2 separate regions of the Homo sapiens genome follow, and region 2 is linked to region 1. Evidence: chromatin loops called from intact Hi-C (ENCODE). Cell type or tissue: sigmoid colon. All regions are shown on one strand. Each heading gives the region's core, and the rest is flanking DNA. Links, peaks and the distances in the headings are about the cores only.

Evidence for each region. Hi-C counts contacts between places; a loop is a spot of excess contacts. Peaks named below come from ENCODE experiments on the same cell type or tissue, not always from the same donor. Only the 100,000 strongest peaks of a DNase experiment are listed, where the experiment ranks them.
Region 2: a loop joins it to region 1, with 2.7 times the contacts of the local background. A loop is called at or near these places in 6 of 110 quality-filtered maps.

Annotation. Positions count from the first base shown.
Region 1 is chr13:20,935,856-20,952,087 of GRCh38, reverse strand. LINC00367 (long intergenic non-protein coding RNA 367) reads left to right here and starts at 2,660. Exons shown (of 6, transcript NR_104058.1): 1 at 2,660-2,783; 2 at 4,234-4,336; 3 at 9,488-9,746; 4 at 9,843-9,947; 5 at 12,153-12,225; 6 at 13,438-13,524. It also overlaps the pseudogene HNRNPA1P30. RefSeq lists enhancers at 8,018-8,594, 11,989-12,488. In sigmoid colon, for the core only: a CTCF peak has its summit at 8,355 (motif pointing left); DNase peaks (open chromatin) are centred at 6,001 and 8,347; H3K4me3 peaks cover 754 bases; H3K27ac peaks cover 667 bases.
Region 2 is chr13:21,003,278-21,019,045 of GRCh38, reverse strand. The region is part of intron 2 of LATS2 (large tumor suppressor kinase 2); the gene reads left to right. Among named protein-coding and RNA genes, the nearest start is that of LATS2, 50 kb to the left of the region's middle. RefSeq lists an enhancer at 1,343-1,482. In sigmoid colon, for the core only: no CTCF peak of the experiment used is centred there; DNase peaks (open chromatin) are centred at 1,898, 4,025 and 5,849.

The DNA.
Region 1 (16,232 bases), core at 4,057-12,056:
AGGATCTAGTACAGTGTGGCAGTGGGAGGCACTTGAGAAATGTTATCTGAATAAATGAATGAAAATTAATCATTGTTAATTGCTCCTCCACCCTAGAGTCAGAGAGGAGGTCCCAGCCCTTATTAAATATAGTGTTGGCTGGGCGCGATGGCTCACTCCTATAATCCCAGCACTTTGGGAGGCCAAGGTGTGTGGATCACAAGGTCAGGAGTTCGAGAACAGCCTGGCCAGCATGATGAAACCCCATCTCTACTAAAAATACAAAAATTAGCTGGGCATGTTGGTACTTGCCTGTAATCCCAGCTACTCGGGCAGCTGAGGCAGAGAATCACTTGAACCTGGGAGACGCAGATTGCAGTGAACCGAGATCACGCCACTGCACTCCAGCCCGGGTGACAGAGCAAGACCTTATCTCGAATATATATATGTGTGTGTATATATATATATTATATGTTATATATATATATATATATATATATAATCTTAATCTCTTTGCACTTCAGTTTTGTTATCTATACAATGGAGATGATAATAGTATCTATTTCATAGGTTTTATAGGTAAGGGCTAACTGACACACTACAGGTCATGCACTCAGCCAAGTGTCTGGCTCACTGTATCCTTTTAAACTGTTAGTGATGACCGGGCATGGTGGCTCACGCCTGTAATCCCAGCACTTTAGGAGGCCGAGGCGGGCGGATCATGAGGTCAGGAGTTCAAGACCAGCCTGGCCAACATGGTGAAACCCCATCTCTACTAAAAATACAAAAAAAATTAGCCAGGCTTGGTGGCAGGCACCTGTAATCCCAGCTACTTGGGAGGCTGAGGCAGGGAGAATCACTTGAACCTGGGAGGCAGAGGTTGCAGTGGGCTGAGATCACGCCACTGCACTCCAGCCCAGGTGACAGTGCGAGACTCTGTCTCAAAAAAAAAAATTTTAAAAAGTGTTAGTGACTATTACCACCAAATCATTTTACCATGGGTAAGTCACATAACTGGTCCCACCTCAGTGTGCTCCTCTGTAAAAGGACAGAGTAGGACCAAATCACTGTGACTCTAAAGCTATTCCAGCTCTCAAGGTTTTTTGTTATAAGATTCCATGATACTCTTGAAGAGACATTTGCATACCCATGTTTATAGCAGCACTATTCATAACAGCCAAGAAGCGAAAACAACCCAAATTTCCATTGACAGACAAATGGACAAACAAAATATGGTATATACATGCAATGGAATACTTAAAAAAAGAAATCCTGTCTCATGCTACACATAGACGAAACTGAAGGACATTATGCTAAGTGAAACAAGCCACTCACAAAAACACAAATACTACATGATTCCACTTATATGAGGTTCTTAAGTTAGTCAAAATCAAAAAGACAAAATGTAGAGACAGAAAGTAGACAGTCTTCATTCAAAGCAAACTAACCAATAAGACTGGTTACCAGGGGCTGGGGAAAGGGCGGGGAAGAGGAGTTGTTTAACGGGTTCGGTTTCAGTTTTGCAAGATGAAAAAGTTCTGGAGATTGGTTGCACAACAATGTAAATATACCTAACCCTACTGAACTGTGCACTTAAAAATGGTTAAGATGGGCCAGGCGCAGTGGCTCACGCCTGTAATCCCAGCACTTTGGGAGGCCGAGGTGGGTGGATCATGAGGTCAGGAGATCAAGACCATCCTGGCTGACACGGTGAAACCACATCTCTACTAAAAATATAAAAAATAGGCTGGGCACAGTGGCTCACACCTGTAATCCCAGCACTTTGGGAGGCCGAGGTGGGCGGATCAGGAGGTCAGGAGATTGAGACCATCCTGGCTAACACGGTGAAATCCCGCTCTACTAAAAAATACAAAAAATTAGCCGGGTGTGGTGGCGGGCGCCTGTAGTCCCAGCTACTCGGGAGGCTGAGGCAGGAGAATGGTGTGAACCTGGGAGGCGGAGTTTGCAGTGAGCCGAGATCGCGCCACTGCACTCCAGCCTGGGCAACAGAGCGAGACTCCATCTCAAACCAAACCAAACCAAACAAACAAACAAACCAAACAAACAAACAAACAAGGTTAAGATGGTAAATTTTATGGTTTTTTTTTTTTTTTTTTTACCACAATAGAAAAGATTCTGGCCGGGTGCGATGGCTCACGCCTGTAATCCCAGCACTTTGGGAGACTGAGGCAGGCAGACGACGAGGTCAGGAGTTGGAAACCAGCCTGACCAACATGGTGAAACTCCATCTCTACTAAAAATACAAACAACAACAAAAAAAATAGCCAGGTATGGTGGCACGCGCCTGTAATTCCAGCTACTTGGGAGGCTGAGGCAGGAGAATTGCTTGAACCCAGGAGGCGGAGGTTGCAGTGAGCCGAGATCACGCCATTGCACTCCAGACTAGGAAATAAGAGCGAAACTCTGCCCCCCACCAAAAAAATTTTATCTTTCTGCCCGTGGATACCACCAAAGAAGCATCATGAAAGCCTCTTTTCTCCCTGCCTTCATGTCTAAGTCAGAGTCTCCTAAAGAGCCTGAACAGCTGAGGAAGCTCCTCTTTGGAGGGTTGAGCTTTGAAACAACCGATGAGAGCCTGAGGAGCCATTCTGAGCAATGAGGAACGCTCCTGGACTGTGAGGTAATGAGAGATCCAAACACCAAGCACGCCAGGGGCTTTGGGTTTGTCATCTATGCCACTGTGGAGGAGGTGGACGCAGCCACGAATGCAAGGCCACACAAGGTGGATGGAAGAGTTGTGGAACCAAAGAGAGCTGTCTCAAGAGAAGATTCTCAAAGACCAGGTGCCCACTTAACTGTGAAAAAGATATTTGTTCGCCAGGCGCAGTGGCTCATGCCTGTAATCCCAGCACTTTGTGAGGCTGAGGCGGGTGGATCACGAGGTCAGGAGATCAAGACCATTCTGGCCAACACAGTGAAACCCTGTCTCTACTAAAAAAAATACAAAAAATTAGCTGGGTGTGGTGTCGGGCGCCTGTAGTCCCAGCTACTTGGGAGGCTGAGGCAGCAGAGTGGTGTGAACCCGGGAAGCAGAGCTTGCAGTGAGCCGAGATCACACCACTGCACTCCAGCCTGGAAGACAGAGTAAGATGCTGTCTCAAAAAACAAAAGAAAAAAGAAAGAAAAGAAAAAGATATTTGTTGGTGGCATTAAAGAAGACACTGAGGAACATCCCCTCAGAGATTATTGGTTATTTGGAACAGTATGGGAAAATGGAAGTGATCGAAATCACGACTGACCGAGGCAGTGGCAAGAAAAGGGGCTTTGCTTTTATAACCTTTGATGACTATGACTCCGTGGATAAGATTGTCATTCAGAAATACCATAACGTGAATGTCCACAACTGTGAAGTTAGGAAGCCTTGTCAAAGCAAAAGATGGCGAGTGCTTCATCCAGCCAAAAAGGTCGAAGTGGTTCTGGAAACTTTGGTGGTGATCATGGTGGTGTCATGGGAATGACAACTTTGGTTGTGGAGGAAACTTCAGTGGTTGTGGTGGCTTTGGTGGCAGCCATGGTGGTGGTGGATATGGTGGCAGTGGGGATGGCTATAATGGATTTGGTAATGATGGAAGCAATTTTGGAGGTGGTGGAAGCTACAATGATTTTGGCAATTACAACAATCAGTCTTCAAATTTTGGACCCATGAAGGGAGGAAACTTTGGAGGCAGAAGCTCTGGCCCCTATGGTGATGGAGGCCAATACTTTGCCAAACCATGAAACCAAGAAAAATTGTACTCTTCAGGTGGCTATGGCGGTTCCAGTAGCAGCAGTTAGCTATGGCTGTGGCAGAATATTTTAATTAGGAAACAAAGCTTAGCAGGAGAGGAGAGCAAGAGAAGTGTCAGGGAAGCTACAGGTTACAACAGATTTGTGAACTCAGCCAAGCACAGCGGTGGCAGGGTCTAGCTGCTACAAAGAAGACATGTTTTAGACAAATACTCATGTGTATGGGCAAAAATCCTGAGGACTGTATTTGTGACTAATTGTATAACAGGTTATTTTAGTTTCTGTTCTGTGGAAAGTGTAAAGCATTCCAACAAAGGGTTTTAATGTAGATTTTTTTTTTTTGGCACGCATGCTATTGATTGCTAAATGTAATAGTCTGATTGTGACCCTGAATAAATGTGTTTTTTTTAATGTGCAAATAAAAAATTTCCTTAAATGCCTACAGAATACAGAAAACAACTTTTCAGGTATTAACCTGATATAACTGGCCATTCGCTTTTATTGCAGAGAACTTCTCCACATCTGCTTCTACCATGAATTAACCAACACAAATCATATGTTCCATTGGTCGTAATGGCTGGTCACAAAAATCATAACAGTTTTACATGAGGTGAGATTTTTCAGTTTACAAATACTTTTATGCACATGATCTCGTTTTATATTTGCCACAAACCTGAAAGATAGTAAATATTGACATCTCATTTTACAGTTGAAAAACTCAGGGCTGAGAGATTTGCCTCATAAAACTCACATGCCACCTCTATGCTCTGAACCCAAATCTTCAGATTCCTGTTCATAGCAGCATCATTCACAACAGCCAAAAGGTGGAAGCAGCACAAGTGTCCATCAGTGAATGAATTATTACACAAAATGTGGTGCATCCATACAGTGGAATATTATAGAGCCTTTAAAAAGAAGGAAATCGGCCAGGTGCAGTGGCTCATGCCTGTAATCCCAGGACTTTGGGAGGCCGAGATGGGTGGATCACGAGGTCAGAAGTTCGAGACCAGCCTGGCCAACATGGTGAAACCCCATCTCTACTAAAAACACAAAAATTAGCCAGGTGTGGTGGCAGGTGCCTGTAATCCCAGATACTTGGGAGTTGGGAGGCTGAGGCAGGAGAATGGTTTGAAACCAAGACATGGAGGTTGCAGTGAGCCAATATCATGCCATTGCACACTCCAGCCTGGGCGACAGGGCAAGACTCTGTCTCAAAAAAAAAAAAAAAAGAAGAAGAAAAGGAAATTGCCCGGCATGGTGGCTCCCACCTGTAATCCCAGCACTTTGGGAGGCCAGGGTGGGTGGATCACCTGAGGTCAAGACCAGCCTGACCAACAAGGCATAACCCCATCTCTACTGAAAATACACAAAGAAGCTGGGCATGGTGGAGCTTGCCTGTAATCCCAGCTACTCGGGAGGCTGAGGCAAAGAATCACTTGAACCCGGGAGACGGAGATTGCAGTGAACCGAGATCACGCCACTGCACTCCAGCCTGGGCGACAGAGCAAGATTCTGTCAAAAAAAAAAAAAAAAAAAAGAAGGAAATCCCATTACATGCTACAACATGGATGAACCTCCAGGCCATTATGCTGAGTGAAATAGGCCAGTCACAAAAGTACCAATACTGTGTGATTCCACTCATATGCCATATGTAAAGCAGGCGAATTCATAGACACAGAAGTGTAAGTGTGATACGGCGCTGCGGGAGTGGGAACCGGGAGTTAGTGTTGAACAGGTGGCAGCTGCTGCACAGGCCGATGAAGAGTTCTAGAGGTGGACAGTGGTGATGGCCACACAGCGATGTGAATGCTCTCGATGCCACTGAACTGTGCACTTAAAAATGGGTAAGATGGTATTTAATGTTATGTCCTTTTTACCACAATTTGAAATAAAACAAAGAGCTCTCCAGGGGCTTCAGGTGTGTGGTCACATAGCCCGGTCCCGTGTCGCTGTTACCAGGAGACTTCGGTGCGGCGAGCTCGGGTGCCAGGAACCCCGTTCCGTGTCGCCCTTTCTGTTGACCGCTAACTGCGGGGGATTTCGCCCGTCCTGCCTGCCCCGTGAACGGCCAGGCCCTTCAGGAGCTGCGGACCGCCAGGTCCTACCGCAGCGGCACGGGGCGCACTAGCCTCTTAGGCGCCGGGTGCTCCAGAGCCTCGCAGAGGACTCCCGATCTCTTCACACCCTCTCCAACTGCACTTGCAGCCACATCTCCCCCTCCCTCCCCTCCCTTTGGTCTTGTGAGAACGCAGTTTTCCGGAGCCCTCCCCGTCTCTCCACCGTTTCTCCATCCCCCCGGGGTTCCTCTAGCACGTGCTGAGCCCGCATCCTCCAGGCTAGCTCTCGTGGTGGGTGCCTGAGTGAAGAGAGCATTTCCCCTTTCTCAACAAAAGTAGTACAAAAGACGTCAAATCCAGGATGTTGTGGTTCAAATTTTAAATCTGCCACTTGGTTCTATATTCGGCAAAATCCTATTATTATCTGTGTTTTTTATTTTTATTGAGACAAGAGTCTTGCTCTGTAGCCCAGGCTGGAGTGCAGTGGCGCTATCTCGGCTCACTGCAAGCTCCGCGTCCCGGGTTCATGCCATTCTCCTGCCTCAGCCTCCCGAGTAGTTGGGACTACAGGCGCCCGCTACCACTCCCGGCTAATTTTTTCTATTTTTACTAGAGACCAGGTTTCACCTGCGTTAGCCAGGATGGTCTCGATCTCCTGACCTTGTGATCCACACGCCTCAGCCTTCCAAAGTACTGGGATTACAAGCGTGAGCCACCGCGCCCGGCCTATCTGTGTTTATTTTACGAGGTTTTGAGGATCCTGTTAAAGGGCTCAGCATTCTCAGTTCGGTTCTACAAATGTTTAATGAACACCTAATATATGACTGGCACTATCCAAGAAGAGATATCTTCTCTCCCTTCCTCTGTTCCTTCATTAAATATATTTTGTGTACCTGCTGTGTGCCAGACACTGTACTGTGTATTGGGGATACCCGTGAAGAAGGTGGACATGCTTCCTTCTGCCCAGGACTCACAGGAGGGGAAAGCATTTAGAAAATTATAATACAATAGTCTCAAAGGTATGATGGAGAAGTGGAGGAAGCTGCTGCTGGAGCACCCAGGAGAGGACGCGATCCAGACTGGGGAGGTCATGGAAGGCAGCCCAGCGGAAGTGATGCCTACCTGAAACCTACTATTAGGCAGCAGAGGCCGGAGAAGGGGCACACATGGTGTGGGGGATGTCGCCATATGTCTGGAGCTTCACAGTGCCTGAAGAAGATTTGAGGCTGGAGGCACAGGCAGGGCCCAGGTAGCGAAGGGCCGTATGAGTCTTATTAAGGAAACTGGGCAAGATTAACCAAGTTGGTTATCTGTTGCTTGCAACTAAAGAACTCAACCAGACTGAAATAGAATCACAGAATCGTGTATTTCGAGTCTCGCAAGGAACTCCAGAGACAATCTGATTTGGAAACAAACCTCTGGACAGTTAAGGATTATCAGCCCTCTCTTGTAAGTGGGGTGGATCACTCAGGTTAGGAAACAGAAGTAACCCCACAGTGTCACAGTGAATATGTGCTAGAGTGAAAACACCCACACCTCCTGTCTCTCAGGGTGGAGGGGCGCATTCCCCACCACCTCTTTGTTTATCCCACGTGGTATCTAGTATAACACCTTGCTTTGAGAGAGAACCATTTTAGTAGAGATAATAATACCCAATTTAAGCATATCAGTTAAAAACAATGAGAAGGAAAAAGCTACATTAAGCTGGTAAGAGAGTAAAGGTGCCATATAGTACTTCTTCCAGTATTCAGACCAACTCTTTTAGATTTTTTTTACCAACCTCCTATGTTAAATATACTTTTTTTTTTTTTGAGACGGAGTCTCACTCTTTCGCCCAGGCTGGAGTGCGGTGGAGCAATCTCGACTCACTGCAACCTCCGCCTCCCGAGTTCAAGCAATTCTCTGCCTCAGCCTCCTGAGCAGCTGGGATTACAGGTACCTGCTGCCATGCCCGGCTAATTTTTGTATTTTTAGTGGAGAAGGGGGTTTCACCATCTTGGCTGTGCTGGTCTCGAACTCCTGACCTCGTGTTAGACCCGCCTCGGCCTCCCAAAGTGCTGGGATTACAGGCGTGAGCCACCACGCACTGCCAGTTCTATTCTTTCTTAACTTCCCTTTTCCTTGAAATAATCCTCCCCTTACCCAACTGACTCTTTTCTCCTCTTTTTTTTTTTTTTTTTTTTTTTTTGTTGTTGTTGTTGAGATGGAGTCTTCCTCTGTCGCCCAGGCTGGAGTGCAGTGGCATGATCTCGGCTCACTGCTACCCCTGCCTTTGAGGTTCAAGCAGCTCTCCTGCCTCAGCCTCCCAAGTAGCTGGGATTACACGTGCCCGCCATTATGCCCGGCTAATTTTTGTATTTTTAGTAGAGACGGAGTTTTGCCAGGTTGGCCAGGCTGGTCTCAAACTCCTGACCTCAGTTGATCCGCCTGCGTCGGCCTCCCACAACTGACTCTTTTCTTATGTTGAACAAAATAAAGTTTCCCTGAGTGCCCTGAGCAGCTAGGGCGCCATCAAGGAATGAAGCGTCCTGAATGGATCCTTCTAGAAAAGGCTGGGGGTGGGAGCCACCTGGTGGCCAAAGCTGTGCAGACCACAGCTGTGTAATGAGGCAAGTTGGTTTAAAAAAGGAACAGGCTGCAGAGCCGAAGTATTTGTCAAAGTAATAAAAACGTTTAAATGAGTCATTTGGTTTATAGCAACTCCTAGGAAACGCTTTTCCAAACAATTTAGTCTGTTGAGCGCACACAGTACTGGTTTCCGCTAGAGTCTTGTTCATGTAATTGAGAAATTCGCAACTTAGACTTGAGCAGCAGTTCTCAAAGTGTGGTCTGTGGACTTCAGGGACACACGAAGTCCCCCTTTTCAATTGTATACCTGGGGGGTGCTGGACTTCCCCATCTACTTCAAACAAAACATATGGTAACAGGTCAAATGTGGAAGCAGAAATAAAAACTCCACCATCTGCGACCGGATGCGATGGCTCACGCCTGTAATCTCAGCATTTTGGGAGGCCGAGGTGGGCAGATCACTCGAGGTCAGGAGTTCAAGAGCAGCCTGGCCAACATGGTGAAACCCCGTCTCGACGAAAAATACAAAAAATTAGCTGGGCATGGTGGCGCACGCCTATAAATCCCAGCTACTCGGAAGCCTGAGGCGCGAGAATCGCATGAACCCGGGAGGCAGAGGTCGCAGTGAGCTGAGATTGCACCACTGCACTCCAGTCTGGGCAACAGAGCGAGACAATGTCTCAAAAAAAAAAAAAAAGAGAATTCCACTATCTGATATTAAACCCGCTATTCAAGAGGTTTGCAAAATGTAAACCAATGCCACTGATGCCACTAACTGTTATTTTGGGAAATATAGTTATTTTGCATAAAACACATTATTTGTGTTAACATGTAATTGGTTTATAATGGCCACTTTTCCATCTATAAATATTCTTTATTTTTTTCCATTTTAATTTTTAATATGATAAATATTGATAGATAGATAGATATGGATATAGATATACCTCCTTTCTGTCCCCTCACTTCATATATATGAATTTGTCTGAAGTTCTCAATAATTTTTAAGAGTATAAAGGGATCCTAAGCTCAAAAAGTTCTAGAACCACTGGACTAGAGCAATGTGTCAGCTGAGCATTAAAAACAGTACAGAATTTGACATTCCCCTGGAGGGGTTACTGTGTGATGATTTGAATCAGGTACACTTGCAGATGTGTTTCCATCAACCTCTGTATTGAAGGCCCAGTTATCTCTACTTACCTTGTTGCTCGTGTAAACACCTCTTAAGTACCACTCCAAATCTTTGGACACCGTTGGACGCTTACTCCACCCTGCTGCCACTGCAGAAACCAGCTGTCTGTGGACACTGCCAGCTCCATGTGGCATCCCAAATGGCACCCACCTCACAGGACCCCTGGCCCCTATGCTTGAGAAACCCACAATAAGTCAGAGAAAAAAGTAAGTGCAGAGAAATTGAAGCTTGTGGGGCGAATCTTCAACCAATGAGCTTAGGAGCAAACAGATAACGTTTTTTTCCTCTCCTACCTGACACAGTGTGCTGAGATCCAGGCCCCTCCAGAAACAGTCCCAGAAGCCCAAACAATCAGTTGTCAGATGCCCAATGGTGACCAGCTCCTCAGCCCAAAACTCTAGCACTCCGTAAGTTAAGGCTATGCATAGTTTACCATTTCACCATATTCTCAGCATCTACAAACTATAAACAGCCTTCAAAGAACAGTAGTAGCATTTTCATAACATTTATTTTGTGTCTAATCCGACTCTATGTCATAAGAATTAAAGAAGTAGCTTCTAAAATCTCAGTCTCCTGAAAATGAAGCTTTAGAATTGTTTCCTAAAATAACATTATTTTATATTACCCATTACCATTATTAAAAATGGTAATACTCGACCAGGCATGGTGGCTCACACCTGTAATCCCAGTACTTTGGGAGGCCGAGGCCAGTGGATCCTGAGGTAAGGAGTTCAAGGCCGGCTTGGCCAAGATGGTGAAGCCCTGTCTCTACTAAAAATACAAAAAATTAGCCGGGCGTGGTGGCAGGTGCCTGTAATCCCAGCTACTCAGGAGGCTGAGGCAGAGAATTGCTTGAACCCAGGAGGCGGAAGTTGCGGTGAGCCAAGACTACCCCACTGCATTCCAGCCTGGGCGACAGAGCCAGACTCTGCCTCAAAAAAAAAAAGTAATACTCTGATTCTAGAAAGGTTACACTGAAATAGACACTCTCATGTTGTTGATAAAAATTGTTATAACTTTTCTGGAACAAAATTTTGTTTTGTTTTGTTTTTTTGTTTGGTTTTGTTTTTTGAGATGGAGTCTCCCTCTGTTGCCTAGGCTAGAGTGCAGTGGTGAGATCTCTGCTCACTGCAACCTCTGCCTCCTGGATTCAAGCAATTCTCCTGCCTCAGCCTCCCGAGTAGCTGGGATTACAGGTACGCACCACCATGCCCAGCTAATTTTTTGTATTTTTAATAGAGAGAGGGTTTCACCATGTTGGCCAGGCTGGTCTTGAACTCCTGACATCAAGTGATCCACCCACCTCGGCCTCCCAAAGTACTGGGATTACAGGTGCGAGCCACCGCACCTGGCTGGAACAAAATTTGGCAACAATTTCTACAGAAACAATTTAAAAATGGGACAAACAGTTATGCACAAAAGTATTTCCCTTAGCACATCTATACTATAGTATCTTTAAACGCAATTACACATTCAATACTATGATGACGGTTACAAATATTTTATGACTCTATGCCATACTGTCACATTTTATGTAATCAATAAAAATTCCATATTCAAAAAGTTTTTAATAAAAAGCAAAATTATCACTATATAATGTTAAGTAAAGGGTGAAGGATACAAACTGTACGATCTCAGTTTTTTGTAGCAAGAAAAAGAAAAAAATAAATATATCAAAAATTTTACATGTCTGAAAGGAAATACGGCAAAGTTTTAAAAAATGGTGACCTCTTGTAGGTGATACAATTGTGGGTGATTTTTTTCTTCCTGATTTTTTTTTTTTTTTGAGACTGAGTCTCAGTCTGTCGCTAGGTCAGATTGCAGTGGCGCGCGCCACCACGCCCAGCTAATTTTTTGTATTTTTAGTAGAGACTGGGTTTCACCATGTTGGCCAGGCTGGTCTCGATCTCTTGACCTTGTGATCTGCCCACCTCAGCCTCCGAAAGTGCGGGGATTACAGGCATGAGCCACGGTGCCCAGCCTTTTCTTCCTAATTTTAAACATCTTCTGTATATTTCCAAATTTTCTACAGTGTAAGTGTGATATTTTACAGCACGATTATTAGAAGGTAAAAATGGGTGAGGCTCTAGGATTTCGAAGGTCACTTTCAGCTCTAAAATTCCTTAATTCACACAGCTCTTATCACTATGGTTTGTTTGTTTTTTGACTTTCCACTGATAGTAACAGAAGAGTATATTACACATTTCCTAATAGCAATGTTATGCATGTCATTGCCTGAGATTCCTAAATCTTGTGCAAGATTTCAACATTATCTGTAGAACTTAAGTGCTAGATTGTGATCTTTTATGAAGTTTTTGAGTGTTGTCAACAGACTGAGTGTTCAGATGAAAATGCCGGGAGAGGACAATACTCGTAAATGTGCATTTCTACATTTAGATATAGCACATTAGTTAGTGCTTCATCATTCAAGAGACATTTAAATTTTACTACATTATAATAACATTCTTAAGAGTTTCCTTAAGACAAGGAGATAAACTCAGTTATTGCTAAGCAAGAATCTGCTGAAACAGTAAACAAACAGGTATAAACAAGTGCATTTGAGTGTGTGGCCACATGCCTGTCACTCCCAAATTCTTGTCCTTTGTTCCCAGCTGGGGAGAAGGTAAACAGAAATGGAGAATGAGGAGTCTCAGCTCCTGGCCTCCGGCCTGCTCAAGCGAAGGGGTAGGAGATCATCCCGCCACTTGCCAGGGATATTTTGGGGATATATCTGACACTGGGTCACATGCACTAGTTGGCCTGCAACAAATCTCAGTCTCCCAGCCAGTCGGCAGCAGATCAGGCACTCCTGTCTTTGAGCCACTGTGGAAGGAACTAGCCTGGGCAGCTCCTCAAAGGGGCTCTTGCTCACATCAAAGCTGGACAGTCAGCCCCTGGTGGGCTTCAGATTCAAAGACCCCTTCTGCCCCCCATCCTTGACTGTTGCCCCTCACAGTGGTCTCACTCTTTCCTTCTTAATCAAGTATGTGGGGCCCCTTTTGGGACAAGCATCCTGGATCAGGACCCAGGCTTTTGGTGACCCAATCCAACGATTCCTGACTCATCGCCTTCTGTCCCATAGGCTTGCATTCCTCCATGAGAAATCCCCTTTGCGTCTTCTTTCAGAACTAAACTTTAGATAACTCCTTAAAACCAGAACCCAAATCTTAGCACTATCACCCACTCCCCGCAAAGGGTTACTCTCTACCCCTGAGCAAGGATGGCTTGGTCGGGGGGCATGCCCCTTGCTTTATGGTGGATTGTTACTTTTCATGCAGGGAAAAAAATAAAACGAAACATTAGTGTTTTCATTTAAAAACAAGTTGAACAGTCGTCTCCTGTAAGAGAATCCTGGAGCCCCAGACACACCTAGAAACACAAGTCTGTGCAAAAATACAATGTGTAGATTTATGGAAATGCACATGATGTGAAAAGTCCCTAACGGATGTGTATAAAAATTCGACTTTTTTTTCTTTGAGTCTCACTCTGTCACCCAGGGTGGAGTGAGTGCAGTGGGGCAATCTCGACTCACTGCAGCCTCCGCCTTGTGGGTTCACACGATTCTCTTGTCTCAGCCTCCTGAGTAGCTGGGACTACAGGCGCACGCCACCATGCTTGGCTAATTTTTATATTTTTAGTAGAGACGGGGTTTCACCATGTTGGCCAGGCTGGTCTCAAACCCCTGACCTCAGGTAATCCACCCACCTCGGCCTCCCAAAGTGTTGGGATTTACAGGCATGAGCCACCACGCCCGGCCCAAGTCTTTTTATTCAACACCTCATTTTATTCTTATGCACTGAATGCCACATTGGTTTCTTTTTTCTCTCTCTCTCTCACTCAAAGCACTATTATTAAATCCATGATGCAGCTTACTTTCAACATTATCTTCAAATTTAGGAAATACCATTGTATCATAAGCAGTGGTAATTCCCGTCTGCCAGGTGTCTACCGGGTGAAGGGGTCTTGCTCTGTGCTGGGTGCTCAGAGCCATCCCTGCCCATCTTCGTGCTAATGCCTGGAGGCAGCCACATTAGCTCCACCTCCTGGCTTGGGAGCTGAGGCTCAGAGAGGACAACTAATCAGCCCAAGGTCCCAAGCTAATATGTGGCACACGGAGATCTCAAACCCAGCATGAGGTAGGTACTGTGACCCCTATTGCACAGATGAAAAACAGACATACCGAGATGACGGGAACTCACTCAGGGCACACAAATGATAAGTGGCAGAGAAAAGATTGGAATCAAAATCCTACAAAAATCCTACAAAATTGAGGTGAGGCACAGTGGCTCACACCTGTAATCCCAGCACTTTGGGAGGCCGAGGTGTGTGGATGATCACTTGAGCCCAGAAGTTTGAGACCAGCCCGGGCAACAAAGTGAGACCCCTGTCTTTACAAAAAAATTTAAAAATTAGCCAGATGTGGTGATGTGCCTCTGTAGTCCCAGCTACTTGGGAAGCCAAGGCAGGAGAATCTCTTGAGCCAGAGAGGTCAAGGCTACAGTGAGCTATGATCACACCACTGCACTCCAGCCTGGGTGACAGAGCGAGACTCCGTCTCAAAAAAATAAAAAAAGAAAAAAATAAATAAATAATTAAAAAAAAAAAAAAAAAAAAAGTCTGGGTGCGGTGGCTCACGCTTGTAATCCCAGCACTTTGGGAGGTGGAGGCGGGCAGATCACGAGGTCAGGAGATCGAGACCATGGTGAAACCCCATCTCTACTAAAAATATAAAAAATTAGCCGGGTGTGGTGGTGGGCGCCTGTAGTCCCAGCAACTCGGAGAGGCTGAGGCAGGAGAATGGCATGAACCTGGGAGGCGGAGCTTGCAGTGAGTCGAGATCACGCCACTGCACTCCAGCCTGGGCAACAGATCGAGACTCCGTCTCAAAAAAAAAAAAAAAAAGAAAATTTAGGACACTTTGAAAACACAGTGAACAGACACCTATAGTAATCATTTTCCCTGTCACTAAAACTCATAAAACAATGGCTTTGAATGGCTATATGATATTCCATTATGATGATATAGCCCAAATTAATTAACCATTTACTTGTTATTGGAAATTTAGGTTATTTCCTATTTTAAATAATTTAAAATGTAAATATACCTTGTAAATAACATCATATTGCATATCTTTATACATGATCTTTTTCTTTTCCTTGTATAAGCTTTATCATGAGTACATAATCTTTTTCTGCATCTTTAATTATATTCTTAAGAACATTTTTAATGCTCTTGTTATATATTTCCAAATTGATTTCCAGTGTATACTCCCAGGAGAGGGTTAATTTCATGGTTCCTCTTGTGAATGTTATCTTTATTTTATTCTTTAAATATTTCTTTTCTGTATTTTGAATAAATGTACAACAGAATGTTATGTGGATTTTCTTTTTTCCCATGTTCCAGAATTGCAGCTGAAACCAAAAGCCCTGGACAAAAAATGTGAAGTGTCTGGGAACCTTAGAGACCCCTCTGGGCTTTCCGAGAAAGGCAAGATCCGCAATCAGCTCTCCAGCCTTCTCACCTCCCCAGCCAACAGAAACTCTTCTGTCTCCTGGTTGGACTTGGGCTCAGCCTCAGCTGTTGATTAGGACAACTGTGTCCCCCAAGCAGGGGAAGAAACCTTGGAAGAGATGAAGAACAGGGAGTGAGTAAGAGCGTGTCAGTTGAGTGACCGTGAAGACAGTGGGAATGGAGGCAGCTTACCCATGTCGGGCAGATCCACTCCTCCCAGAACCCTCCCAAAAGCCCCTCCACATGCACCTATGGAAGTTCCAGTATTTGAGGGGTCGCCTCACATAGCCCATGTCAGTTAGCATTAGCCACAGAGGCAGGGACACTCACAAGAACCTTGCTGCCAGCTTTGCACAGGGAACTTACCATGAGGTGATGAAGTTTAAGCTCAGTGCCCTTCACCTGGATAATCTATGTTAATACTCAAAGGTGTCCAACATTTTTTTGAGACTAAGTCTTGCTCTGTCACCCAGGCTGGAGTGCAATGGTTGTGCGATCTCAGCTAACTGCAACCTCTGCCTCCCGGGCTCAAGCAATTCTCCTGCCTCAGCCTCCCAAGTAGCTGGGATTACAGGCACCCACCACCACGCCTGGGTAATTTTTTTTTTGTATTTTTAGTAGAAATAGGGTTTCACCATGTTGGCCAGGCTGGTTTCGAACTCCTAACCTCAAATGATCCTTCCGCCTCAGCCTCCCAAAATGCTGGGATTACAGGTGTGAGCCACCATGCCCGGCCTTTTTTTTTTTTTTTTTTTTTTTTTTTGAGACAAGGTATCACTCTGCTGCCCATGCTGTAGTGCAGTGATGCGATCATAGGTCAATGTGGCCTCCACCTCCTAGCCTCAAGTGATTCTCCTGCCTCGGCCTCCCAAAGTGCTGAAATTACAGGCATGAGCCACTGTACCTGGCTATTTTTTTCACTCTCTCTATTTTTTTTTAGACAAGAGTCTTGCTCTGTTGCCCAGGCTGGAGTGCAGTGGCACGATCTCGGCTCACCGCAAGCTCCTCATCCCAGGTTCACACCATTCTTCTGCCTCAGCCTCCTGAGTAGCTGGGACTACAGGTGCCCTCCACCACGCCCGGCTAATTTTTTGTATTTTTAGTAGAGACGGGGTTTCACCATGTTAGCCAGGATGGTCTCGATCTCCTGACCTCGTGATCCACCTGCCTCGGCCTCCCAA
Region 2 (15,768 bases), core at 1-8,000, 71 kb before region 1:
GTTCCCACGTACAGAGCTACTGGGCCATTTACAGGACAGGGGCGTGAGAGAGTGGCTGCAGAAAAGTAGAAAGGAAAATTAGTCGTAAAGAGGGACTCGGGTCCAGGCACAGTGGCTCACACCTGTAATCCCAGCACTTGGGGAGGCCAAGGCAGGCGGATTATTTGAGGTCGGGAGTTCAAGACCAGCCTGGCCAAAATGGTGAAACCCTTTCTCTACTAAAAATACAAAAATTAGCTGGGCATGGTGCTGCATGCCTATATACTCAGGAGGCTGAAGCAGGAGAATCACTTGAACCCAGGAGGTGGAGGCTGCAGTCAGCCGTGATCGAGCCACTGCACTCCAGACAGGGCGACAAAGCAAGACAACGTGTCAAAAAAAAAAGAGGGACTCTGAGAAAAGAAGGCTCGGAGAGTCTTGGTATGAAACAGCATGTCACTCTCAGGCACCTGGGTGAAGGACATCAGGGAAGCGACCACAGTCTTCCTGGACCTGCTGCGCAAGCAGGGTGTGGTCTGCCAGGGTGGTCCTGCTTGTCCTTTCATCAAAGGCCAGGTGGACCCAGCTGGAGCCAGCCCTTCCCCTTCTGAACTCTAGCTGCCTCATGCAGTACTTTTCATCTGCCCCAGGGCAGAATTTTGTTTTTCCATGTCAACCCTTGTCTCCTCATCTTGCCAGATGGACAGTAGCATGCCCCTCAGTATTGCCACATACCTCGCCCAACACCCACGTCACAAATGTCCTGTGTAGGGTAGTGTGGTCTGTCCCAAGTCTGAAGGAAACTTGCCTTCACTTATTTTCATACAGTATTTTTTAATTAAGTGTTTACTTTCTAAGTGAATTCTAAGTATTTTACACCTGCCTGAAGGAATGCCTTAGGTTTTAGAGACCTCCTTGAACTGTCAGTTTACATGTATTCTACCTAAAAGTCTCAGATCAAAACTAGCCAGTGATCCTACGTGTTACTGAAGCTGAGTGACATTGATTCAGAAGAATGAAACTAAATTGGCCTCACATTTCCCACTTCCATATGGTAGCTTTAAATTTGGAGGATATAAAGAAAACCATGGCACCTAATTGAAGGGATAGTCTCACATTATTAGTATGAAGAAATGAATCAGGCTGGACATGCTGGTTCACGCCTGTAATCCCAGCACTTTAGGAGGCCAAGGCAGGCGGATCACCTGAGGTCAGGAGTTCAAGACCAGTCTGGCCAACATGGTGAAACCCCATCTCTAGTAAAAATATAAAAATTAGTTGGGTGTGGTGGTGGGCGCCTGTAATTCTAGCTACTTGGGAGGCTGAAGCAGGAGAATCACTTGAACCCCGGAGACGGAGGTTGCAGTGAGCTGAGATGGTGCCACTAACCCCAGCCTGGGTGACAGAGTGAGACTCCATCTCAAAAACAAAAAAAAAAAAAGAAAGAAATGAGTCATCTTTTGAAGGGAAGGCACTGGTTGCTGATGACACCCAAGCATTTTTTAGTGAAGTGGTTTTCAGACTACACAGTAAGATCCTTGAGTAGATCAAATAATCAGTTTTGTGGGTTGCACATAACAATGTAAAGAATCATCCAGGTGTGGTGGCTCATGCCTGTAATCCCTGTACCTTGAGAGGCCGAGGCTGGTGGATCGCTTGAGGCCAGGAGTTTGAGACCAGCCTGGGTAACATAGCAAGACCCCATTTCTACAAAAATTAAAAACAAAAAAAAGAAAAAGGATTGCATCACCTCTATGTAAGGGAAGTGTTTTTATGAAATTGTGAGTCATAGTACAAAAGAAAAAAACTACCAAACATCAGTAAAACACAGCTCTAGATAGAATGCTAACTTTTTCTGCACAGTTGGATGATTAATGGCTATCGTCCGTTTTATTTCACTGTGCTGGCTGCCATTCAAGTGCCAGGCGCTTTGTTCATGGCTGGTCACCTCCAGTAACCACCACTGGGATGCTTCCCAGTCCTTAGAAATCTGGGTAAGAAGCACTAATGAAGATGAATTTGTTTCCGGTTCTGCCATATTTTCCTCTGTGGGAGTTGTTATGAATGTTTTTTTCTCATAAGTGATTTGATGCTGTAATCCCTCTTATGTCTGAGAACAGATGCATGGCCATGGATCGGGCAAGTTGGTTTTACTTATCTTTGGGGAACCGGACTTAACAACAGGAACAAGGTAGGCAGTTAAGGACTCTGCCGTGATAAAGAGAGTTAGTTCAGGTGTTGTGTGGAGTTTTATTAGTGAGAGGTTTTCTGATGAATTTCACAGTGGGAAATTAACAAATCAGTTGCCTGCCCTTGGTTTGGAAAAGCACTTGGTTTTTGCTCTGGGTTGCCTGAGAGGCTGCTCTTGGCGCCTTGGTATTTGCAGCAGAGAGCTGCTGTTTCCTGGGGGTTGGCTGGGGTGAAGTGTAAGAAATTTCATATCAAGTCTCTTAGAGAGCTTTCTGGCCGTTTTTAAAGGAATGAACTGGCTGAGCATGGTGGTTCATACCTGTAATTCCAGCACTTTGGGAGGCCGAGGCAGGCAGATCACTTGAGGTCAGCAGTTTGAGACCAGCTTGGCCAACATAGTGAAACCCTGTCTCTACTAAAAATACAAAAATTAGGCATGGTGGTATGTACCTATAATCCCAGTTACTCAGGAGGCTGAGGCAGGAGAATTGCTTGAACCTGGGAGGCTGAGGTTGCAGTGAGCCGAGATCACGCCACTGTACTGAGCCTGGGTGACAGAGCAAGAGTCTGTCTCAAAAAAAATAAAAATAGGCCGGGTACGCTGTCTCATGCCTGTAATCCCAGCACTTTGGGAGGCCAAGGTAGGTGAATCACCTGAAGTCAGGAGTTCAAGACCAGCCTGGCCAACATGGTGAAACCCCGTCTCTACAAAAATAAAAATTAGCTGGGCATGATGGCGAGTGCCTATAATCTCAGCTACTCGGGAGACTGAGGTGAGAGAATCGCTTGAACCCAGGAGGCGGAGGTTGCAGTGAGCCGAGATCATACCACTGCACTCCAGCCTGAGTGACAGAGTGAGAGTCTGTCTCAAAAAAATAGGCCAAGCGTGGTGGTTCACGCCTGTAATCCCAACACTTTGGGAGGCCGAGGTGGGCAAATCACCTGAGGTCAGGAGTTCAAGACCAGCCTGACCAACATGGTGAAACCCCATGTCTACAAAAATACAAAAATTAGCTGGGCATGATGCTGGGTGCCCATAATCCCAGCTACTCGGGAGGCTGAGACGAGAGAATCGCTTGAACCTGGGAGGCGGAGGTTGCAGTTAGCAGAGGTCGCGCCATTGCACTCCAGCCTGGGTGACAGAGTGAGACTCCGTCTCAAAAATAAATAAATAAATAAAATGAGGGATGAACTGATATAAAGAGGTAAATGGAGCTTTTTGCAAACTGCTGGTTGTAAAAAATCAAATTAATTTTTCACAGTTCCCCAAATCCTATTTAAAACAACTACCTAGGAAACTTTTAAAAGTTGGGCATTAGTGAAGCCAAATTATTTTGCTTATCTTCTTATGACAAGTTTATGAGTAAGTTTTCCTTGGGTTTTGTGGTGAATCAGTGTGTGTAGTATGGATAATTATACAGTTAGCTGTTCTTAACTATGTATTGGACATGTCTTTAAATACACAGCAGAAATTGTGCCACAAGGGAGTATGATGTCCAGTCCCCACTAGGGTCCTGGTCCTTCGTGTGTCTGCAGTGTGAGCCTTCTTCCAGGGCAGGATCCTGACAGTCACAACAAAACAGCCCAAATCCCACTCACACCAGAGGCTGATGGCAGAACCCTTCAGAAAAAAAGATTTGATGATGGAAGAAGAGTAAGAAAATGTGTATCTAACCATTCATGAGAAAGTACAGGATAGCTCATTTCAATAGGAATCTAAATATTACTGGACCAAGAGAGTTATACAGTTTCCCTGGAACACTGTGCATGTGACACTCAAGAAGAATTCTGTATCAGTGTTAGTCATTGCCTCAGCCCACACGTGAGTGCCAGCAGTGCCAGGCCATGTGTTGGACCCCAGGGATACGGCGGTGAGCGCACTAGGCCTGGCCTGCCCTCCCGGAGCTCACAGTTGAGGCTCATCAACCTGCCAACAAACATGCTGTCAGTACCTCCTTTCAAAACTAACGTGTCATAAAGCAGACAAGATCTTAGAATAGTTTAAATCATCCCAGCTGGAAAAAGAAGGTTGCATGGTATTTGTGAGTTTTGAGAAAGGAGTTTCCATTTGGTTGAATCTGTAAACTTAAACCACTCAACAAACATTCTTTTTTAAAAAGGTATCATATTTCTTCTTTCCTTGACCCTGTGATGTTTATTTTTGTTGCTCACATTGGACTTTCAGGCTGATGGCAGCAGTGCTGGCTGCATAAACAGATTTTTCCACTTCAGTGAAATCAGCAGAGCTTGTTTCAGTTGCTGCATGGATGGTCAGCGTCGTTCCTTCTCATGTCCTCCTAGCATCCATCCTCAGCATTGCCATAAAACCTTCCTGGTGTGTAGTTTTCTAAAAAAATATTATCTAGCATATACATTTCACTCAGAAATACTTCCTTTATGGCAGTTCCTTAGCCAAGGCCGTGCTTTATTCATACTTCAGGATCAGCTAAGCCAAACCACGGTGGCAGTGAGGAGTGGGTCCTTTGGTTTGTTGACCCTGGTTGTCAGGGCTGTCTTTGGCTCATGTGTCTCTGTATTGAGATGTGGTTTAGCCTGAGAGAGTGGCCGGCTGCAATGCTAATTGTCCTCCCTGGTTTGCTGGCATCTGTGGGAGAACAAGAAGAAAAGGCCTTGGGTTTGGGAGAGCCCTGTCATCCATCTGGAGTGACCTGGGAGTGACCTGCGCGCCTTTCCCCCTGCCCCCGACTCATATTACCCTGTTCTTGTTCTTTTTAAAAATACTTTTATCTGTTTTTCCTACATTCTTTGGCATTTTAATCTCCCTCCCTTCCTTTCCTCCTTCCTTCCTTCCCTCTCTTTGTTTCTCTCTCCTTCTTCCTCCTCCTCCTCTTCCTCCTCTTCTCTTCCTCCTCTTCTTCTTCTTCTTTCTTCTTCTTTTGTTTTCAAGTTGGGGGTCTTGCTCTGTTGCCCAGGCTGGAGTACAGTGGTGCAATCATAGCTCACTGCAGCCTCAATCTCCTGGGCTCAAGCGATCCTCCCATCTTAGCCTCTTGAGTAGCTGGGACCACAGGCATGTGTGGTCACACCTGGCTAATTCCTTTTTAAATTGTTTTGTAGAGACGGGGTCTTGCTGTGTTGCCCAGGATGGCCTCAAACTCCAGGCCTCAAGTGATCCTCCTGCCTCAGGCTCCTTAAGTGCTGGGATTGCAGGCTCGAGCCGCTGCACCTGGCCCTTATTTTATTTTTAAGTGATCTGTACAAATTTATTGGGAGGACAAGAAAAAGGACATTTCAGAGAGTAAATAAAGAGAACGTTCCAACATAAACGGGAAAGGGATGTAGATAACATGGAACTCTGTCAAGCCCTTTAAACAAAGGCCAGGACTTTCTACCTTGCTGTGTGCAGCCTTCCAAGTAACCCTACCATTGCCTTTCCTGGCCGTTTGGATCTTCTCTACAGAAAATTGGACTTTTTCCACAGACTCTGGAATCAGCAAACACTAATTTTTACTTTTATAAGGTATAATCATTAATATTCCCTCATGCACATTAGTCATAGTCCAAGAAATGAGATTATTATTAGGCATCGAGCCAGGATAAGTACTGAGCCAGGACAGCTGTCAGGTCCAATTGGGCAGAACATGCAAGGCTGTAACTGGTGAGCAGCTGTTGGTAACCTGGGAGGCAGCCTGCTTCATGGTCACCATAGCGGATGGGCCTAACTCACCTAAGCAGGCAAGCACATGAGAACCTTCATATACAAGAACCTACCCCAGCACCAGGGTGGCATGCCCATGAGCACAGGGATGTTCATCTGCTCTGTCACCACTGCATCCCCAGTGCTTAGAACAGAGCCTTACACTGCTTGGTATTCCTCAGCACTGAATGAAGGAAATATTACATCAGAGACCATGAAGTTACTGAGTTGGAAAAGGTCTCAATACCTTAACTAATTGCTTTGCAATAGAAACAAGTACTTGGAGCATTTTCTCTTCCCACCTCCTTACCTCTCCTCTTTCATCCATGTTATCTTTGTAACTTTAGGTAAAAAGCTAATCTATTTTAGCCTCAGTTTGTTCATCTTTGAAATGTGGTTAGGAACCCTTATTTCCTAGGAGGTGGGGGGGGGGTGTGATTCACCCAATCACCCACAGCTTCTCGCACAGCTCCCGCCCTGTGCTAGCGCTGTTCATTCCATCTTCCTCTCTTTCTGCTCGTTCCCTTAAAAAATCTGCAAAGCGCTTATACCATACTTGTTTACCATCCAACAAAGCCATGAATAGCATTTTCTAGGAGAAAAGAATCATAAGATAGGAACACTACTAGGTAGAAAATTTGACTAGAAAAGGTCCTAGTGAATGAAACACCTGGTAATAAATACAGTCAAGTGCCGCATAACGATGTTTCGGGCAACCACGGGCCACATGTATGATGATGGTCCCATGAGATTGTGATGGAGCTGGAAAATTCCTATTAGCTAATGGCTTTGTAGCTGTAACTTCATAGTCCAACTCTTACTTACGCATGTGTGGTTTATGTTGGTGTAAACAAACCTACAGCACTGGGCACTGCTGGTCTTTTAAAGTGTCCAGTAATGTCCTAGGCCTTGACATTCCCTCACCACTCACTCACTCACTCACCCTCCACAACTTCCAGTCCCTACAGGCTCCATTCATGTTAAGTGTCCTATATAGATATGCATTTTTTTTAATCTTTTATATGATATTTTTACATTATCTTTTCTATGTTTAGAGATGTTTAGATAAACACTATTCTGTTACAGTTGCCTACAGTATTCACTACAATCTCAGGCTGTGCAACAGGTGTTTGAATAACATGCTTCATTTAAGATCATTTTGTTATAGCGTTGATGAGAAAAAAAAATGATTCCTGGCCAGGGCCACTGTGTGGAGTTTGCACATTCTCCCTCTGTATGGTAAAATTGGTTTTGTTAGACATCATTTTGCTTAAACTTGCAGGTTTCCAAGAACATAATGATGATGTTAAGTGAGGACTGTACTGGTTTGTAGCCAGGAACAATATGCTATACCATCTAGCCTAGGTGTGTAGGGGGCTGTAGCATCTAGGTTTGTGTAAGTACACTCTATGATGTTCACACAACAACGAAATCACCTAATGATGAATTTCTCAAAAGATATCCCCATATTTAAGGAATGCATGACTGTATTAATACATTCTATCATTTTTGAAACTCTGTTAAGTCTACAACAGCCAGCTGGTATTTTGCCCCTATATTTTCCAGAGTCAGGAAAGAAGCAGAATAGATTTTTTAAATTCCTAGGCCAAGGCAAAGTCTCCACCAGTAGCATGTGATGAGAACACTGTTCAGTCATCCATCACATGGTGTCACTCAGCCATGCAAAATTACCATTTTCTCAGAGAAAGTGTTGCTGGACCTGAGGAACTGTAAAGTATATTTTCTGCTTTTTAGTTTCCTAGCTCTCTGCCACTTGTGGGTACAGTGACCAGTTTAAAAACAGGAGTTTCCTAGCATGAGAAATATATGTCTAGATCATTTGTAGCAAAGTATCAGAGTCCAGATTTCATGGAGGTCTAAGGCCTGTGGATTGGGTGGAGGGGACCTGCGGATCCCAACTTTCATCCAGAAGTTGATACATACTCACCTTCTTTAGTAGCTAGTTTCAGTTTTTGATTCAGGACAAGTGAGGAAAAGCAGGTATTTCAAAATACTGCCAAGAAAGAGATGAGAGGAGGTAGAAACGGCCATGGTCCTGATATAAGATGATTTGATGGTTAATTGGCATGCATTTCTGCAAAAATCAACATGCCACCATCACTATGAGGTAGCTACCATTACCATGTTGATATATGTGTGAACAAAAGTTTTCTGGAAAGGAATTTAAAAAGACTTTACTCCAATGAGCAGTTTGCAAACCAGGGAGCTGCAGCCTTCAATGTAAACTGAAGGTACATTCCAGAGAATCTAAGGAGTGTTTGTGTTTTATAAAGTTTCTGTCCATGTTCTCACTCAGGTCCATTTATGCAAATGAAGGAGTCAAACTTGCTTAGTTCTGATTGGTTGATGTTTGCTGAGCTCTGATTGGTCAACATAAGTCAGACCTTATGATTGGTTCAGGCAGGGTAAACAGGAACAGGCAGCTATGAAAGTCCCCAAGTTAAGCAGAGGTATGGGTTTTCCAGGAATTCAAAGTACATGTGTGACGACTAGTCAGCAAATGGCCACTTGGTTCTAATTTCAACTAAGGCCCAGTTGGCTGCTCAGGATTCATCTTGAGGGATTGGCTCTTCCAGAGTTCACAGTGTCTTTGACAGTGCTTTTTTTACTGATGTAATTTTATGAAAACACAGTCATGTTATTTGCACTATTTGATTTTTTGTTTGTTTGTTCCGGCTTTGTTTGGAAAACTTCCTTGAATATTCAGCACTCTTGGCTCTTCATGTTTGGGAGTGATGTACTAAAAGCTGATTGGAAGGACTATAGGGTGGGGCCTGTAGAGTGGGGGCTTTGCTGTAGGGTGACCAGGTGGAGGACTGGGGGTTTGTCCCTGGGGCCTTTCGGTTTTACCAGAAGAGATCTTCAGATCTGCAGGGTGTGTGGGGGTTGGCAGGGGAGGAGAGTTGAAGCCAGTGTGGTTGATTTAGTACTTCCATGCTCACTTAACTCTCTGTGTTATTCCTTTGTGGGTTTTTTGTTTGTTTGTTTGTTTGTTTTTTTGACAGAGTCTAGCTCCATGGCCTACTCTGGAGTGCAGTGGTGCGATCTTGGCTCACTGCGACCTCTGCCTCCCAGATTCAACCGATTCTCGTGCCTCAGCCTCCCGAGTAGCTGGGATTTCAGGCACACACCACCATGCCCGGCTCATTTTTGTATTTTTAGTAGAGACAGGGTTTCATCATGTTGGCCAGGCTGGTCTCGAACACCTGACCTCAGGCAGTCTGTCCACCTCGCCCTCCCAAAGTGCTGGGATTACAGGCATGAGCCACCACGCCTGGCCCTTCTGTGTTATTTCCTTGCTGTCTGCTCTCACTGTGTTGTAGTCTGATTTGGTGTTGGGGCGGGGGCCTGGGGACACCTAAGGACCCAGGTGATCTCATATAGACCTCCAGGGAGGCCTCTTTTTCCACCCATACCTCATCCTCACTGCCCTGTGGGCTCACAGCATGTACTTGGTGTATTGTCGTCTGTTATGTGGAGGTAGCAGCTGTTCCTCCATCTGGTTTCTGTATTTTAAAAGGTATTGAATTTTCTTCTTATGCTGTGATTGTTATGTAACAGCTATGATGAAAAATTAAGAATAGTAAGAGTGATTTGGTGTGGCTAATGCACCACATATACCTGGAAATCCCACATATATGTGTTTGTTACCTACATTTTTGTTGTTGTGTTTTTACTTAACAGTCTGTTAATTGTTTTAGCTTACCCTTAGGATAAGTATAAATTCCCAGACATGACTTGCTGGGCCCAAAGAGTATGGGAATTGTTTGGGACCAATGATCCAGCAGCAAATTGGAACCAGTTTGCAGGAATAGTTTCTGCAAAGCTTCTGAGAGGAGAGGAGAGGAGCAGGTGTCGGGGAGAGATGGCTGTTCAGCACTTTGCAAAGTGCTCCAAGGCTCCGGGTTGAATGTGCAGCATGCTTGCTCCTGCCTTCCAAGAGCTGACCACGTGGTGGGGGAGCCAAGGCACAAAAGAGCTGTACCTTTGCACATCTGCTTCTTTATTCATTCATTCATTTGTTCGTTTGTTCATTCATCACTCACCACACGTGACTGAGCGGTTCCTATTTGCCAGACACAGTGAATATGCACTCAGTTCTGGCCCAAATCGCTGGCAGGACAAGGGGGCAAGACTGTGAAGAAAGAGCATGGGCAGTGGGACGAACAACCTGGGCCTTGTTGTACTGTTAAAACACTATACAACGTGATTTTGCAACGTGCTTTTTTCATTCATTATGGGTTTTGTGATTTCCTGGTGATGGACATTTAGATAGTTTCCAGTTTTCCCCTACAGACATAAGTACAGTGAGTATTCTTTTTTATGTCTCCTCTTGCAAAGGTGGGGAACTTATCTAGGGGGTGGAAGTGGAATCTTGGTTGTAGGATTTCAGCATCTTTAACTTTACTAGATATGGTCAAAATATTCTCCTGTGTGATTGTACCAATTTACACACCTTTCCTCAGTTTATCAAAATGCAGCATCTCTCTAACTTTGCCAACACTTGCTGTTGTCAGATATTTAAAGTATTTGTCAATCTAATGGGTGTGAAGTGCTCTCTTATTTTTTCAGTGAAGTTCTATGATTGCTGGTGACATTGGACTTCTTGTGACTATTTAAGTTTTGAATTCAGACTTTACCACTGCCTTTATGAACTTGGGAAATGTTCATAAATGTTCATAATGTTCAGGAGACCAAACCAGTCTCCTGGTTTGGTGAAACATAAATACCTACATTTAGCGTTATTATGAGAAGGAGGGACCACACGCATGGCTCCTGGCTGTTTGTGTCTCAGTCTGAAGTCATTCTAACAACACCACCCAGCGGGCTGCCCCTCCCCACTGAGGAGACCCCACCCCACCCCACGCCCAAGGCTGTAGTCTGGAGCAGCAAGAGCCAAAGAGGTCCTGTGAGAGCAGGGGGTGCCTCTTGAGAACCCCAGCAGGAGTCCCAGGAGAGCCGCCCACCCCTGGATGCGGTGCCCGAGTGTCTGTCCTACAGTAGTAGCTGGCAATGCAGCAGCGAGCACCACTGCGCCTCTGTGCCATCCTACTGGCCTGTCAGCTCCTCGTCCACCTCTGCCCTCATACCTGGCTCCCCACGGTGGAGCCAGAGTGGGCCTTTTAAAACAGAAGTCAGGGCTGGGTACGGTGGCTCACGCCTGTGATCCCAACACTTTGGGAGGCTGAGGTCGGTGGATCACTTGAGGTCAGGAGTTTGAGACCAGCCTGGACAACATGGCAAACCCTGTCTCTACTAAAAATACAAAAATTAGTCGGTTGTGATGATTCGCATCTGTAATTCCAGCTACTCAGGAGGCTGAGGCAGGAGGATCGCTTGAACCGGGAAGGTGGAGGCTGCAGTGAGCCAAGATTGCGCCACTGCACTCCAGCCTGGGGCCACAGAGCAAGACTCCATCTCAAAAAAAAAAAAAAAATATATATATATATATATATATATACTATATATATATACTATATATATATATATATACATACTATATATATATATATACTATATATATATATACACACTATATATATATACACACACTATATATATATATATATATACACTATATATATATATACACACTATATATATATATACTATATATATATATATATATATATATATATATATATATATATACTATATATATATATCCATCCCCTACGACTAACTACTCCTTCCCTTATCCTTGGCTCTGATTGGAAGAAACCTGATTATTGGCCGAGCCTCCTTATATCTTCTCAGTGCCTGGAAAACAGGCTGTGGTCTGTAGACACAATTTTTGGCATTTAGAAAGAAAATGCCTGTTGGTTTATAATCAGTATGGAGGATGCATGTCCTGACATTCCACTGTCAGAAACATGGACTAAAAGAAGAAATTCCAATTGGTAGGGTAACAGCCAAGTTTTAAACAAAATGGTTGGATTTTAAAGCATTGTTGGAAAATGGAAACTTGTTACAGAGATTCTGAGCCTTTGGAAATATAACTTAAAAATTAAACCCATAATATGTATATATTTCAAAGTTACACTGTAACTTTTTCAGAAAAATACATAAAAACTGCATAGCCAGGGAATTTCAGTTTTTGCTACCATACTTCATAACTAAAATATTTGTATACTTTACCGAATTACCTTGTCAGTGACTCTTTGAGGGCACTTTGTGAAAGTAGCAGATTACTGTCTTCCTTCTTGGGTGAACCTATAATTTGCCAGATCTTCCAACCTACTTGACAGCATTTAAAAAATAACCACAGGGAAGCAAGCTCTGTTCAGTCTGCATCCAAATGTCCCTTTCCCTGGGCACTCACGGGCTGCCTGTCCCCAGCAGAGCGAGCTGTGGGAGGCACGGAGAGCCCCAGAGCCCCCAAACATGCACAGCTACTCTCTTAAAAAGTCCCAAACACACACAGCTACTCTCCTAAAGCCCCACAGTCGGAGACAGGTGTGTGCAGTGAGGCACGCCTATGTGCCATTGTCGAGTAAGTGGATCTTTTTGATGGAGACAGCGGCAGAATTTTCCAGGCAGCCTTTGTCTGGAAGTGAAGAGCAGAGTCTTCACACATATTCAGCCTACTTAATTTCAGGAGCCAGGAGTGGCTTGGAGCCCAAACAGAAAAAGTCTGCTCTTCCGGAGTCACATTTAATCTGTTCATGCTTCAGCTCTGATGATCTGGCTTATTTTTTGGCTATTAATGCTCAATTGTGGCACAAGTTAGTCCTTTATAAACTCAGTCTCATCATAGCATATAACTTAGGTGCCACAACGAGTCTCCGCAGGGCTAAGCTGGCTGTCTGCTCACTTTTTTAAGGGATGTACACAGTGGGCGCTGGGGACCAGGGCCAGAGAGTGGCCACCTGTTAGAGCTGCATGTGTGTCTTGGGCCTGGTCTTCTTTCTCTGCTCACTAATGACAGCTGTCCCAGCCTCTTGCAGGCTCTGGCCCACCACCTTGCTTGCTGTGATTTTTTTTTTTTTTCCTCACACATGATAAGCTGAGGCAGAAAGTGAATCCTTTCCTTTTTCCTTTTCTTTCTTTCTTTTTTTTTGAGATGCAGTTTTGCTCTTGTTGCCCAGGCTGGGGTGCAATGGCATGATATTGGCCCACCGCAACCTCTGCCTTCCGGGTTCCAGCGATTCTCCTGCCTCAGCCTCCCGAGTAGCTGGGATTACAGACATGCGCCACCACTCGATTACAGACATGCGCCACCACTCCCGGCTAATTTTGTATTTTTAGTAGAGACGGGGTTTCTCCATGTCAGTCAGGCTGGTCTTGAACTCCTGACCTCAGGTGATCCACCAACCTCGGCCTCCCAAAGTACTGGGATTAATAGGCGTAAGCCACTGCGCCTGGCCTCCGTTTTTTTTTTTTTTTTTTTTATAGAGTAGGGGTCTCACTCTGTCACCCAGGCTGGAGTGCAGTGGCACAATCATAGTTCACTGCAGCCTCCAACTCCTGGCCTCATGTGTTCCTCCTGCCTTGGCCTCCCAAAGCACTGGGATTACAGGTTTTCCTTTCCTTTATGAAGACCTTTTTCCTCCTAAGGTAGTGTTCCCAGCAAGAGTGCGAATTAAAACCCCAACTAATTCTTTTCTTAATTCTGCTGCTAGAGCTCCAGCAGACAGGGCTTTGTCTTACCCATATCTTATTACTCTTCCTGTCAGAAAAACACTGGAAGTTCAGAATGAAGCTTGCAGAGGAACTTGGCAAGCCCTTTTTTGACCCTGGACCTGAACCTACCTTGGAAGGCAGAGAAAGCCCCACTTCTGCCTGGGTCAGTGTAGCCCTGGCCAGCATGAGCCCTGCCCAGTAGGAGTGCCAGAGGCCGGCTCTGGGTCCCAGCATCCCTCTGGCTTACGCTACACCCTGTCAAGGTCAAGTGATTTTCTTTCTCTGATTTCTCTGTGTGCAATCTTTTCTGTTCACCAGACAGTTTTTCGAGCCTCCTTTTGAGTTCTACCCCAGCCCCAGCCCTGACCATCTTCAGCTCATTCTTTTAAAGTGGGTTTCTCTCTAACTTAGTGTTGGGCTGCCTTTTTTGTGTTGGGAAAACATGGGCCTCTACCTAGTCATGACACCAAGCCCTCTTGACTAATGGTTCCCAGATTTTTCCTAGAATTGCATCTTCTGTGGGACCAACATGGTCCTTCCCATGAAGTGCCCCATTCCTGTGCTCTCTGCTGAAGGCTTCCTGGCTATGCTGCTTTCCCCAGGCATTTAGAACGCCGGGGCTGGTCTCTGTCCCTTGGAGTCATGCTCATGGCCTGGCACATGATGACTCCCCCTGTGGATTTTGTGTAATTACTTATTTTCCTGGTGACTTGTACAAACCAAATTTTAGTGTACCTGTTGTCCTTAAAAACAGCAATGTCTTGGTTGGTGTAGGTTTTAGAAGGAGACAGAAAAATCTTTCCTCATGAAGCTCTTTTGCAGTCTCACATTGGGCTTGGCTCTCAGACCCCTTGGATTCGGGATACTGTTGAACAGCCCCATGGTGCTATTAGAGCAAAGCGCTTCCTGCCAAAGCAGATGTGTGCCTGCCAGGTTGGAGGCAGGGGGCCAGGAAGCCCACTGCATTGCTGGTTTCCTACGCCCAGAACAGCATGCTGTGTGCACTCGCAAGTTCATGCTGACACACACGTGTGCTGGTCAGTGCCCAGTAATGCTATACAAAACACTAGGACTGAACAGGATGTATACTGTTAAAATTTGATTCTCCCTTGCATTACAGAAGCTTTTTTTTTTTTTTTTGAGACAGTGTTTCGCTCTTGTTGCCCAGGCTAGAGTGCAATGGCGCAATCTCAGCTCACTGCAACCTCCACCTCCTGGGTTCAAGCGGTTCTCTTGCCTCAGCCTCCCGAGTAGCTGGGATTACAGGTATGCACCACCATGCCCAGCTAATTTTGTATGTTTAACAGAGACGGGGTTTCACCATGTTGGTCAGGCTGGTCTCAAATCCTGACCTCAGGTGATCCACCTGCCTTAGCTTCCCAAAGTGCTGGGTTGGTGAGGCGTGAGCCACTGCACCCAGCCACCGTTACAGAAGCATTTTAAAGTGCTTTTGAATGTTATATTCTTTTGTATGTTATATTCATTTTAAAGTTCTTTGTGTGCTGCTTTTTAAAATTGGCGTATGTTTTTCTCACAGGGAGATTTGACCTAGTAATGATAGCCATAGCTAAGAGTTTAGCACACTTTAAGAACAAAAGCATTTAAACATTAATAAAAGTAATTTTGTAGTCAAATATTAACCCAACCAATTATTTACTTTAGGGCCTTAAAAGATATAAGATTATTTAAAAAGACACTCCTGGCCAGGCGCAGTGGCTCATGCCTGTACTCCCAGCACTTTGGGAGGCTGAGATGCACAGAGTGCTTGAGCCCAGGAGAGACCAGCCTAGGCAACATGGTGAAACCCTCTCTCTACCAAAAAGACAAAAATTAGGCCTGGTATGGTGGCTCTCGCATGTAATCCCAGCACTTTGGGAGGCCGAGGTGGCTGGATCACTTGAGATCAGGAGATCAAGACCAGCCTGGTCAACATGGTGAAACCCCATCTCTACTAAAAATACAAAAATTAGCCGGGTGTGGTGGCGAGGCACCTGTAATCCCAGCTCCTTGAGAGGCTGAGGCGGGAGGACTGCTTGAGCCCAGGAGGTGGAAGTTGCATTGAGCCAAGATTGTGTCACTGCACTCCAGCCTGGGCAACAGAGCAAGACTCTGTCTTTAAAAAAAAAAAAAGGAAAAAAAAGAAAGACAGACAAAAATTAGTTGTGTGTGGTGGCGCACCTGTAGTCCCAGCTACTCAGGAGGCTGAGGTAGGAGGATCGGTTGGACCTAGGAGGCAGGGTTTGCAGTGACCAGAGATTGGGCCACTGCACTCCAGCCCGAACTCTGAGCGATAGAGC